Linked DNA regions of Homo sapiens: region 1 is linked to region 2. Evidence: read pairs that join two places in POLR2A ChIA-PET (ENCODE). Cell type or tissue: PC-3. All regions are shown on one strand. Links, peaks and the distances in the headings refer to the core of each region. The heading gives the core; the rest is flanking DNA.

What was found. ChIA-PET counts read pairs that join two places held together with the same protein. Peaks named below come from ENCODE experiments on the same cell type or tissue, not always from the same donor. Only the 100,000 strongest peaks of a DNase experiment are listed, where the experiment ranks them.
Region 1: POLR2A ChIA-PET joins it to region 2 with 5 read pairs; 2 of 35 experiments call an interaction of 5 or more read pairs at or near these places.

What each region holds. Positions count from the first base shown.
Region 1 is chr13:65,856,755-65,865,227 of GRCh38, forward strand. The region is part of intron 1 of LOC105370241 (a long non-coding RNA gene); the gene reads right to left. Among named protein-coding and RNA genes, the nearest start is that of LINC01052, 5.1 kb to the right of the region's middle. In PC-3, for the core only: no CTCF peak of the experiment used is centred there; no DNase peak of the experiment used is centred there.
Region 2 is chr13:65,962,767-65,966,766 of GRCh38, forward strand. MIR548X2 (microRNA 548x-2) reads right to left here and starts at 3,663; the gene lies at 3,564-3,663. In PC-3, for the core only: no CTCF peak of the experiment used is centred there; a DNase peak (open chromatin) is centred at 2,115; H3K27ac peaks cover 642 bases.

The DNA.
Region 1 (8,473 bases), core at 2,727-6,726, 100 kb before region 2:
TGTTATATTAATTCCGAAGCCTTGGTGGGGCAGAGCCTCCATCTTTAATCTCTGTTTGTGTACAACAAACGTTCAGACTTATGTATAGTTAACCTTCAAAATAAACTCATTTTATGCTTTTAAACATTCATTTGGAAATAATAAAGATCTGATTATGAGACTGCTTTTCTTAATGTAGAGTAATGATAAGATAATCATATGTTGGACTACCTTATATGTGGCTCCTTTTTGGCTGGCGTTTGCAAAGTAATTTCAAAATTTTCTTCTCATGATGAGAAAAATAGGAATATTCCTTTTATTTCATTTTTCTGGGTCTATTAGAGTAGGAATTTTATTTACATATTCACATGCAACTTAACAAAAGGAATTTTTAATACTTTGTCAACAAACAAAACTAAAATCATATGGCATTCTCAAATATGATACTTAATAATTACCGTATATACATGTATACCACATACAATTAAATCCACCAATACCATTAGATTTGTTTAGACTAGTGATGATTTACAAAACAATAAAGCAATGACATGCAGAAATTATTTAACATATATTTTCTCTATTCTAACTATGATACGCACATACACACACATATATATGTGTATTCATCATATGTATATATATATATATTTATACATATATATAATGAAAAATGTTTTATTTGGACAACAGTTTTTGAAAAATGTGCCATATCCTCCATTAATATAAACTAGATTTTTAAAAATTTCACTGAAGGGGACACATAGAGAAATAAACATTTAAGCATTTTGACTAAATGCTGTCATTCTGATTATAAAATCCAAAAGCATATAGTTCATATGTCATTTTTCTTTTCTGAAACTATCAAAGACAAACACAGAAGGAAAACAAACTCTGTGTAATTGATTACATAAAACAGATTTTATTTTCAACAACAAAATTTACATCTGAAATTATATTAGAATTCCATCCTTCCAAAAAACTACCTATTCAATTTCATATCTGAAGTAAGTTTTTTAAATGGAATCTTAATTAATGTTAATTATTTTCTACAGTGAATTTGCCATTTTATTTAAGGTGCATTTAATCATGTATTTCTTTTGAGTATTGAGTGAGTAAAATTATATACTCTCTCTCCCACCTTTCACACATTTGTCTTTTGCAGCATTTCTCTTTTATTGTTGTTCATCAATTGAATTAATGAACTGTGAAATCAGTTATTATTCTGAGGGTATATAAATTATCATTTTTAAATCTATGCTTCCTTTAATCCGTATAAAACTGAGAAGCATTTTTCATACATCTTGAAAAAGGATTAAATAAACATCAACCTAAGAAATAGCAGCTGGTGAGTTAGTGTCAGTCACTAGCTGCACATGTGATTCCAGCTGAGACATTGCACTCTATGTGCAAGCTACAAGTAAATGGTATAGAAAGTACTCTGTCAGGGTGAATCTGTCCTCTGGGTCTTTACAGAGCATAATTAGTTTCATGTAAAATGAGTGGTTTTCAAGTTTATTATATATGAATTTAATATACCAAATAGATAGAATACAAGAAATGATAAGTGGGAAAATTTCAAAAGATTTATATTTCTCTAGTGAGCACAAAAATAGCCTATCCTGCATTCTTCTCAGTTGCCACAAGATGTGTAGTACTCTGACTTTTCCCACAAGTGAAGTGATTAACTGTCTTGTGAGGGGCATTTTACTCTTTCATTTTTTTTCTACTAAGGATAAAAAAGAAAAAAAAACATAAAAAGGATACATGACTGAGTTTGTAAAATTAAACTCTGTGCAAAAATGACACCTCCTCCATATAAAGTGTTTGAATTATACAAATCTCTGGACAATAATTTTGGAAAATTTCATAGGTGCCTTTCAGTTCACCTCTAGTTTATTTGTTATTGATAATATGAATACAACAGGAAAATGAATTCGATAAATTTCCTCTGCTTGTCTATGATCATATATTTATTTTAGGAAGCTTTTCTTTCTATAATGTATTAACAGGGACTTCTGTAACATTTTATCTTTAGCTTTCTCTTATTACATATTTGAAATAGTACATTATATTATTAGAAATACTATATTTCTTATATAATATTAGAAATAATTTTTTTCTTAGAAGTAGGGTTTTCCTATAATATTTTCCTTCTATTAAAAGCTTTACTTAATTAAACAAAAGATCTTTCTGACCAGAGACAGCTCCTTCTAGTCTATATGTTTGGTGGATCAGAGAAATGGCCACGTACATTCTCAGGGGCTATCTTTTTAAAAAGCCCTTCTCTAACTACCTGCTCTGACATTGTCTCCTCAGTTACTTCTTAGTATATCACTCTGTTTCATTCTCTGTCTAGGATTTACTATTATTTGGCACATTTTCTTCACTTACTTTTTCCCGATACATATATTTTTTTCAGGTTTTGCCCCCAACTACCATCATTTCCATACAAGATCAGTATCCTTGCCAAACTTGTTTATTTCTTTTTTCTTATACTAGAAGTATGCCTTGTACCACTAAGAATCAAGAAAAACACTCAAAAACTACCTTTACATATCAAGGACAAAAGGAAAATAAATGACATATGTGTTGAGCATCAGCTATGAGTCTGACAGTAAAGTAAAAAATGTGTGTGTGCAACTGGATCTTAAAATAAAGATTTCACTTAGGCACTTTCTAAAATGCTATGCTGACACAAGTTTCAAAAATTTTCAGATTACTATGCAAAAAGACAGTTAGAATAATGAGCAAGAAGATTGAAAGAGAGAAACAGCAAGGCAAATGAAGAGAACATGTAAACAATGCAGGAAGCAAGCATTGAGGAAATAAAGCTCATTTCTATCTTTGACTCCCCTCTGCTCCTGTCTACTGAACATTCTGTGAACATATTCTGTACATTCATCATTTCTAATGCAGCATTTCATTTCTTCACCCAAATGATCGCTGCTCCAATTTTTCCTACCTGAAATATCATTCGGAGTATTTAAGGCTTAACTCAGTTGCCATGGCTTCTCTAAGTAGTTTCTAATCCCACCAGCATATAACCCCAAAATATAGCATTTACTTCATTTTAGACCTTGGAAAATATTATTGAATTCATATCTGCTTCCTCTACTCAATTTTAAGGTCTTTCATTATAGGTAACTACTTTATTGATCTTAGCAACTCAGTGCAAGAGAGGACAACTTGTATGTAATTTCCTATAAATAATGAAATGTAATGTACTCAAGTGGAAATACTATGGACTTGGAAACCACAGAAAAGGGTTTTTGTCTGTCTGAGGGATTTTCCACACACCTCCCAGTCAGCAAGCCACACACTAGCTTTGCCACTTTTAATAAGACGCCTAAATTCCCTAAGCCTCCCTGTACGGCTTATAGATTTAGATGTCTAATGCCTCCCTCATAGAGTTTTTGTAGCAATTATATGAGGCAACATATATAAAAAACTAATGCATTCCATATATTACAACTGCTATTACTATTAATACTTTAACTGCGATTAATATTTTAATAATTGCTTTTTTAACGGAAATCAATTTAGTTAGAATGTTGAAAAAATATAGTCATATGTATCTGTGAGCTTCTTCCTTCCACAGTTCAGTGTGCTCATTTTTCATTGATGTATAACAAATTGCCACAAATTGAGCGGCTTAAAACAACATCCTTTCACATCTCAAAGTTCTGTATGTTGGAAGTTTTTGCAAGGCTTTGTGGTATTCTCTACTTTGTTTCCCAAACAGCTGCATCAAGGTTTCAGCCAAGATTGGGGGCTTATCCGAGGCTCAGGGTCCTCTTCCAGTTTTCTGATTGTTAAAAGAATTCAACTCCTCACAGCTGCAGAACTCATGGAGGCTGTGTATTCAAAGGCAGCAGGGAAGCATCTCTCTAATGTCTCACCTTTTTTTTAAAGTCTTACCTGGCTATGTTGACCCCATCCAAGATTATTTTCCTTTTGATTAACTCAAAATCAATTAATTAGTAGCTTTATGAAGGGAGAGATATCTCATCCATCAGTTAAGTCCATACTCAAGGGAAGGGGACTATACAAGATGCCCAGGGATGAAAATTTGGGAGGCCATTAGAGAATCTTGCCTATTACAGTCAAGTTAGTAATAGCAAGCTAGAAAATGCAATTTGTAGTTACATATATTAGCAGTGTACCTGTGTGTGTGGATGAACATGTGGTTATAGCAATTTCCTTGGAATATACCAAGTAAACTGTTCTAAAGATCTTAATGGAACTCTTGGGTGTAAATGAGTTGGATCTCTGGAACTGAGAATCAGAAACATGTAAAAGCATATTTTATTACATTCAAAATATATAGCTATAAGTAAAGCAAGCAGTATGTATAGGTGTCGTGTGTCCTTAGGATAAAAACAAACTAATGTTCTATTTTTAAATTAATGAGCAAAGAGGAATTTGGTTTAAAAAATATTTGACGTGGTAAGAAAAAGATGTTGAGTTTGGTTGAGAAGGCTTTTGGTCTTTGAGTGGTACCTAGATAGCACAAAAATGAAAATCAATAAAAAATAGTGTTTTAAGAGAATTAAATAGAGAAATGAAGGGGGGTGGAAGTAAAGGGAGAGAGAAAGGAAGACAAAGGTGAGAATTTGAAGACAAAAAGTACCCCACACCCTTCCCTCTACTTGAAATACATTTTCTGGTGACAGCAATAAAGATAAAAAGAGATGAAAAATAAACATGAAGAAAGTGACCTAAAACCAAAATGCTAAAATATATACAATTTATATAGAAAATTATTGAGAAAAGTATTCAAAAAGAAACTATACTTCATTATGATTTAAAAACCAAATTGAAGGCTCATACTTTTTTCAACCTAAAAGCTTACATCATGAAATTTTTGCAACATTATTTTTAAACTCTAGAAACATCACACCTTGCCCAACTACTGCCTACATACTCTAGAAGAAAACATGGGATTCTTACTAACAAATGACAGACATATTTGTTTTGCATTTTAATGTGATATGCAGAAATAGATTGGAAGCAAATATTGCATTTTTTGGTATCATTTCTCAGAAAAAAACCTTGAGGAAAAATTTTTTCATAATTAGTTTTGACTTTGTATTATACCAAATGCATTCATTTTGGGGGCATGTTTCCCAAAAATCTCTGAAGTAATGATGAAACTTTAAGTCCATATAAGTATTTGTTGGCATAATTCCACTCTGAACAGCAAGCACATATGACATGAGGGTTGCACTGTGCTGGGGCAGATATGAATGAAAAGACTAAGAATTAAATGGGAATTTAAAAAAATGCTTTTTCTTAATAAAAGGAAATGAAGCCTTTTCTGCAAATTTGCTTAGGGCTAGAGAATTTAAACTAATACCCCTGGGACATTAAATGGCAAATTAGTAGATTAATGAAGGATTATAAATATAAATATATATTTATTTTTACACATATACATATATGTATACATATATTTGTATACATTGTACACATATATTTGTATACATTGTATACATATATTTGTATACATTGTATACATATATTTGTATACATTGTATACATATATATGTACATTTATATATATAACCTCCATGTCATACATATTTGCCTTTCAGAGTGGAACCATGCCAACATATACATATATGAACTTAATTATTCATCATTACTTCAGAAATTTTTGGAAAACATGTCGCCAAAATGAATGCATTTAATATACTACAAATTCAAAACTAATTATAAAAAAAGTCCTCAAGGTTTTCTTCTGAGAAATGATACCAAATATGTAATATTTGCCTCATATACATATACAGATTATATATGATTATATATGATATATATACATACAGATTATACATGATATATATATTTACATGATAAAAAACTAGTTGTTGCAGGAAACCATATACATCTCTTTAGAGTACTTTAGACATTTACTTATCTTGAAAGAGAAGATAGAACTCCATTGTTAAAGATAAAGTTTCACTTTTCTTGGGATTTTATGGTGTTTATGTCCATAGATGCAAGAACATCTTTCTCTGGATGGAGATTTACTCAAAAGGAATATTTACAGAGAATGAATTAAGCTACCACTTTATTAACAGCTTTTACATACTCTGTATAACAACAAATTCAGAAAAAGTCTGACCGGAGCTCCTGAATTATGATCAAAAGTTGAATGGGACTCCTAATCAGCAAAATGTCCCCTATCTCTCAGCAGTATTTTGGGACACCTGTGATCAGACAACTAATGGCTACAGATAGCGTAATCTACAAAGAAGGCCCTGACTTGAATAGACCCACATGCCTGCAAAATTAGAAAAATGGGAGAAAGAAACTTAACCCTGAAAATCCAAACTGCCCAATGAATGAAGCTTTTCATAGGTCTGTTTTCTATATAGAGGCATGGAGCTCTAGAAAAAGAATAAATTCTTGACTTTAAAGGATTAAAAAAAATCCTTTTTAGTAAAATTTAGCTCAAGAAGCAGAGAAGGCTTTGCAAACAGTTTTAAGATATTGTACAAGATGCCCTGAGTTTGGTTGCATGACTCAGTATTTGCAATGATGCTAAAGGTATCTATATTAGACAGAGAAGCTATATAAGGTCTCTGGAAAGCTCCAATTTGAGGCTGCAACTCATGCTAGCGTACTGTAGCAAGGCCGTGTCTTCAGTCACAGATAATTATTCTTTGTGTTTAAAATAGTTCCTGCTGTGTGAATAAATTCCTGATCACGAAAAAGCAAGTGAGTATGTAATCAGACTATTGGCTGCAACCCTGCCCAACACCAGATATTGGGCAATGACTTGACTATCCCCATCATTATCTTGGTATTATAACATTACCAAATCATAAGGTAAGGTGGCCATAGAGGTAATCCATTGTGCAATTAAAATGATACTTTCTGGAACTGGCCAGAGAACATCTAGAGGGCACAAGTAAGTTACATAAGCAGGTAGCCCAGTACTGTTGAACAAAGTCTCTTTCTCAGCTCATATCTCTGGCCTTATGGCTGACAGAAGCTTAGTTCACAAATGGGTTGGCCTGATAAATTAATACAAGCTGAAAATGTAAAACCACGTCAAGACAGAACAATGAGGAGTTTATTTGTTTGCTAGTGCTTTTGTAAAAATGTACCATAGTCTGGGTGGTTTGAAACAGCAGAAATTTATTTTCTCACTGTTCTGGAAGCCAGATCTCTGAAATCAAGTAATCAGCAGGGCCATTCTCCCTCTGAAATCTGTAGAAAACAAGGGTTCCTTGCCTCATCCTGGCTTCTGGAGGCTGTCAGAAATCCTTGGCATGTCTTGTCTTACAGCTACATTGCTCCAATCTCTGCCTCTGTTGTCACATGGCGTTATACCTGTGTGTGTCTCCATATCCAACCCTTTCTTTCCTTTCTTTTATAAAGACACCAGTTACTGGATTAGGGTCACATTCACAGGTCCCAAGAGTTACAACTTCAGCATATATAGGTTGGTGCAAAAGTAATTGTGGTTTTTGTCATTGAAAGTAATTGAAAAAACTGCAATAACTTTTGCACCAAGCTAATAATTTGGGGAGACACAATTCAACACACAACAAGAAGTGACACTAAAGGCTGGTGTCAAGGGGAATCCTCATTGTGAGCAGACCTTGGAGGAGTAACTTGGTCACTCAATTGTCTAGCCAATTGGTGAGGGCCTTGAAAGGAATGAGATGAGGAATTTACAATCAAAGAGGCCTGGAGGAGCGGTACTCAGATTTATGCTGGTTAAGATTTTTGTGCCTCAAGGCTGGAAGCAGTGGCTTATGCCTGTAATCCTAACACTTTGGGAGGCCAAGGGGGGGCGGATCACCTGAGGTCACAAGTTCAAGACAAGCCTGGCCAACATGGCAAGACCCTGTCTCTACTAAAAACACAAAAATTAGCCAGACGTGGTGGCACATGCCTGTATTCCCAGCTATATGGGAGGCTGAGGCAGGAGAATTGCTCGAACCTAGGAGGCAGAGGTTGCAGTGAGCCGAGATTGCGCCACTGCACACTAGCCTAGGCATTAGAGCAAGACTCCATCTCAAAAAAAAAAAAAAAAGATTTTTGTGCCTCAGGTTAATGACCACTACAGTTTATACATCACACAGGACACATTCAAAAACCATATAGACTGGCAGGGTGCGGTGGCTCATGCCTGTAATCACAGCACTTTGGGAGGCTGAGGTGGGTGGATCACCTGAGGTCAGGAGTATGAGACCAGCCTGGCCAACATGGTGAAACCCCATCTCTACTAAAAATACAAAAATTAGCCAGATGTGGTGGCAAGCACCTGTAATCCCAGCTACTCGGGAGGCTGAGGCAGGAGAAGCACTTGAACTCAGGAGGCGGAGGTTGCAGTGAGCCGAGATCACGCCATTGCACTCCATCCTGGGGAACAAGAGCAAGATTTCATCTAAAAAAAAAAACAAAAAAAAAACACCATATAGACAGGATGGCCCATTAAGTGGGCATCAGCCATCTTATGTTCTTGACTACCAGTGTT
Region 2 (4,000 bases), core at 1-4,000:
TGTTCTCCAGGTGTCTTTTAATTCCTTTTTTCATTCTAGCTTCTATACATTCCAAAGTATACATAATATTTATAAGAGTTGTTGTGCATGATTCTTTAATCAATTTCCATTAACCAACCACCCATCAAGTTGAACATGGCCAATAACTTAGGTATTCTTTCCATATCCCATCACCCTTTCTAAACCCAAAGGTAACACCTATTCTAAACATTAGGATTAACATCTCCTTCTTTTGCCATACTTGTATCATATGACTATTTATTCCTGAACTATATATTTCTAGTTTTCTTTGTTTTGAAGTTTTATAAAAATAAAGCACCCCATCCCCCCCCCCAAAAAAAACTAACCCCTGGAATCTAAGAATGTGTTATGTTTCAGGGCAAAGGGAAACCAAGAAAGCAGTTGGAATTAAAGCAGATGATCAGCGGACCTTAAAACAGGGAGATGATTGTGGTTTATTTGGGTGAGCCCAGTGTGATCAGAATGGTCCTTAAAGATAAAATAGAGAGTCAGTGAGAGTCAGAGGAGGAGATGTGACCACAGAAGCAGAAGTCAGTGTTGTGATTGCTGACTTTGAAGATGGGAGGGGGCCAAGAGCCAAGGAGCGCAGACAGCCTCAACAAGTCAGAAAAGGCAAGAAAATGGGGTTCTTCCCTTGGAGACTTCAGAAAAGAACACAGCCCAGTAGCTATCTTGATTTTAGCCCAGTTTAAACCTATTTCAAACTTCTGGCCTCCAGAACTGTCAGATAACAAATTTTCATTGTTTTAAGACCGTATGATTGAGTTAACTTATTATAACAGAAATAAGAAAGTAATAGAGATATGTAAAACTTTATGTAGTCTTCTGAGATAAGATTTTTTTCAAAAAATGTTATGTTTCAACAATTAACACATATACTCCTTTAGCTGTGCTTTATGCATCCCATGTGCTGTAGTGTAACCCACTCTTGTAAGATTGACTATAGTGCAATTTATTTATCCATCCATTCTTTGTCCATAGACATTTAGTTGTTTCCTTTTTTTGTTTGTTTGTGTGTGTATTTTTGCTATTACAAAAATGATGATGCTACAAATATTCTTGTGTATGGGTTCTGGTGTACATGTAAATCTCTGTAATGTAGGATGAGTGACAAGTCAACTTTATAAAATAAGATCATATTATTTTCTTAAGTTGTTATACCAATTTACATTTCAAACAGCAATGTATAAGTATTTTTTTAAAAAATACACAGCCTCTTTTAACATTTGGTATTCTCCAACACCTTAATTTTTTATAATCTACAGTGGGGGTAAAATATATTTCATTGCATTTCCTTCATGAATAACAAAATTGATCATCTTTTCAAATATATATTCCTCAAATGTGCTTATTTGGTAAAATGCCTACTCCTACTTTTTGACTGCTTTGTAATTTATTATTAATTTTTATAATAATTTAGAGAAGTGCTTTTTATTGGTTATTTATATTTCAAATATCAACTACCCATTTGTGGCCTCTCTTCTTTCTTTGTATTTTTTGATGAGCAGAACTTCTAAATTTTAAATATTTTATCAATACTTAATTTAGCATTATGTACTTTAAAAAAATCTTTTCTTACCTGAAGGTATTTATACATAATCTACATTGTCTTTTAAAGTTTTAAATTTTGCCTATAAAATTTAGGTGGTTTATCTACCAGGAAATGAGTTATTTTAACTTTATCAACATTTTGTAGTTTTCATTGATACGTAAAAAATGTGCATGTTTTCTGGGTACATGTGATAATTCGATACATTCACATAACCAAATCAGGATAATTTGATATCATCTTAAATATTTATTTTTTCTTTGTGCTAGAGACATTTGAATTATTCTTTTTTAGTTATTTTGAAATGTTCAGTCGATGATGAATCAGTCATTGATTAATCATCCTCCTTATCTGTCAAACACCATGTCTTATTTCTTCTGTTTAACTGTATGTCTGCTTTAATTGTGTGAAGTACTTGTTCATTTTCCCCCTAAGGATAGACATTTTTTGAAATGTCAAAACTCTCATTATTTCCCCCAAGGATATAATACCACTTCCATCATGCCTAAGTTTCCATGCCCAAGTGTGCCTGGTTCTGTACTGTGTAGTGTAATCCACATGTCAATCTATGTGTCACTGTATCAATACCACAGTGTCTTAGTCACTGTAGCTGTGTAGTGAGTTTTGATAACTGGTGAGGAAAAGGCCCCTCTCTACCCCATTGACCTTCACATTTTCACATTTAATATTAAATTCAGATTTTCGTCTTTAAAAAATGTGATTTTAATTGAGATTATATTTAAACTGCATATCTTTTTAGATGAATAAAAAACTTTGACATATTGACATCTTCAATTTTGGAATATAATATACTTCATTTACTTAGATACTATTTATAACTTTAATTATTAGTATATTTTCAGGATTTATGTCTTATGATATGATAGTATTGATGTATATTTCTTTTTAATTTATTAACAAGGTTTCTTTTAATTCTTATTCTGTCTCATTTGTGTTTTTCTTCATTTGCATATTTTTAAATCATGAATGGCTATTGAATTCTATCTAACTCTTACTTCACCAAGTAGGATTATTTAAAAATTTTGTTTATCTTCTAATCATCTTTTAATCTTTTAATGTTATTAATTGCTTGATAATTTTTTCTAATGTTGCCCTATCTGTATTCTTGAAATGAATGCAGTAGATGAAATTGAGGTCATCACTTTTGTAGACATTGCTTGCTAAATGTGGTAGTCATTAGTGCTACTCACTGATATTTGTTTCTTCTCTTCTTTCTTCCCTAACTTTAATTAGGCATAGCCAATTCATGGTGAATGGAAGACCTGTGTGTCACTTCTGGGCTGCAATATTTAATTACAAGTCTGAACTGTCCAGAACGATCTTCCTCCTTCCAAAGAGATCTTGGAAGCACATGTTGCAATAGAGCTTGTGAGCTTCTAGTTCACTGAATGACTCATTGAATAGAGTTCTTTCGACAACCAGAAAATGGGCATAAGGGAAAATAAACTTTTTTTTTCTGTTAAACATATGAGATTTGGGAGCTTTTTATACCACAGCATTACCTGACCTATCTAAGTGATAGAGTGAGAGTCAATAAGAATCAATATTCATAAATCAGACTCGCCTATAATTTTCATTTGTCAAACTATCCTTTTCTAGTGTCAGATAACGTTGCACTGTTTTCATAGAATAATATACATTTTCATATCTTTGGATGAATTTTATGATCTTGGAATGATGTACTCCTTTTACATCTGCTAAATCTCAAGTGTAAATTTTTTTTTTTTTAGTTTGTGGGAAGATTTTAGCAAATGTTCATGTTGAAGGCTTTTTCTAACTTTCCTAAGTTCTTTGAAGAGATAATGCTAGTATTTCATATAAAGAAGATATGTAGAAAAGCGATTTGAGAATGGAGATAAAAAGAATCAAATGTTTACTCATGCTGAGAAATGGCAGATCCTTGGGCTGCAGAAAGAGAGGATGGGATTTGTTCGTTGTTCTCTGACCTTACCTTAGGAAATTTGTAAGACCTCACACAAATATTAGGTTGGCACGAAAGTAATTGCAGTTTTTACCATTACTTTTAATGGCAAAAGCCACAATTACTTTTGTGCCAACCTAATATTTGGCATCTATGGGGTTTACCACTGAAGCATGACATCTTCTAAAAGATTATCATTCTCAAAGCAAAGAAAAAGAAAACCAGATGCATAGGATCTGAAACAGTCATGCTGGCTTGTACCTTGTGTATTCCAGTGGCAATCAATGTGCGCCCACACTGAAGGATCAGGGGGATTTCCTAAAGCAAATTGTTCTAATTCTCTGTAGGATTCTAGAAACTTGACATAATTTAGAAAAACTTTTTGATTACAATAGAAATATAATTTTCCATAATTTCTGTGGGTTTACTATCAGATACAAATAAAGATTGATTTAAATAAATAAAAAATGTGATATTTGCACACATTA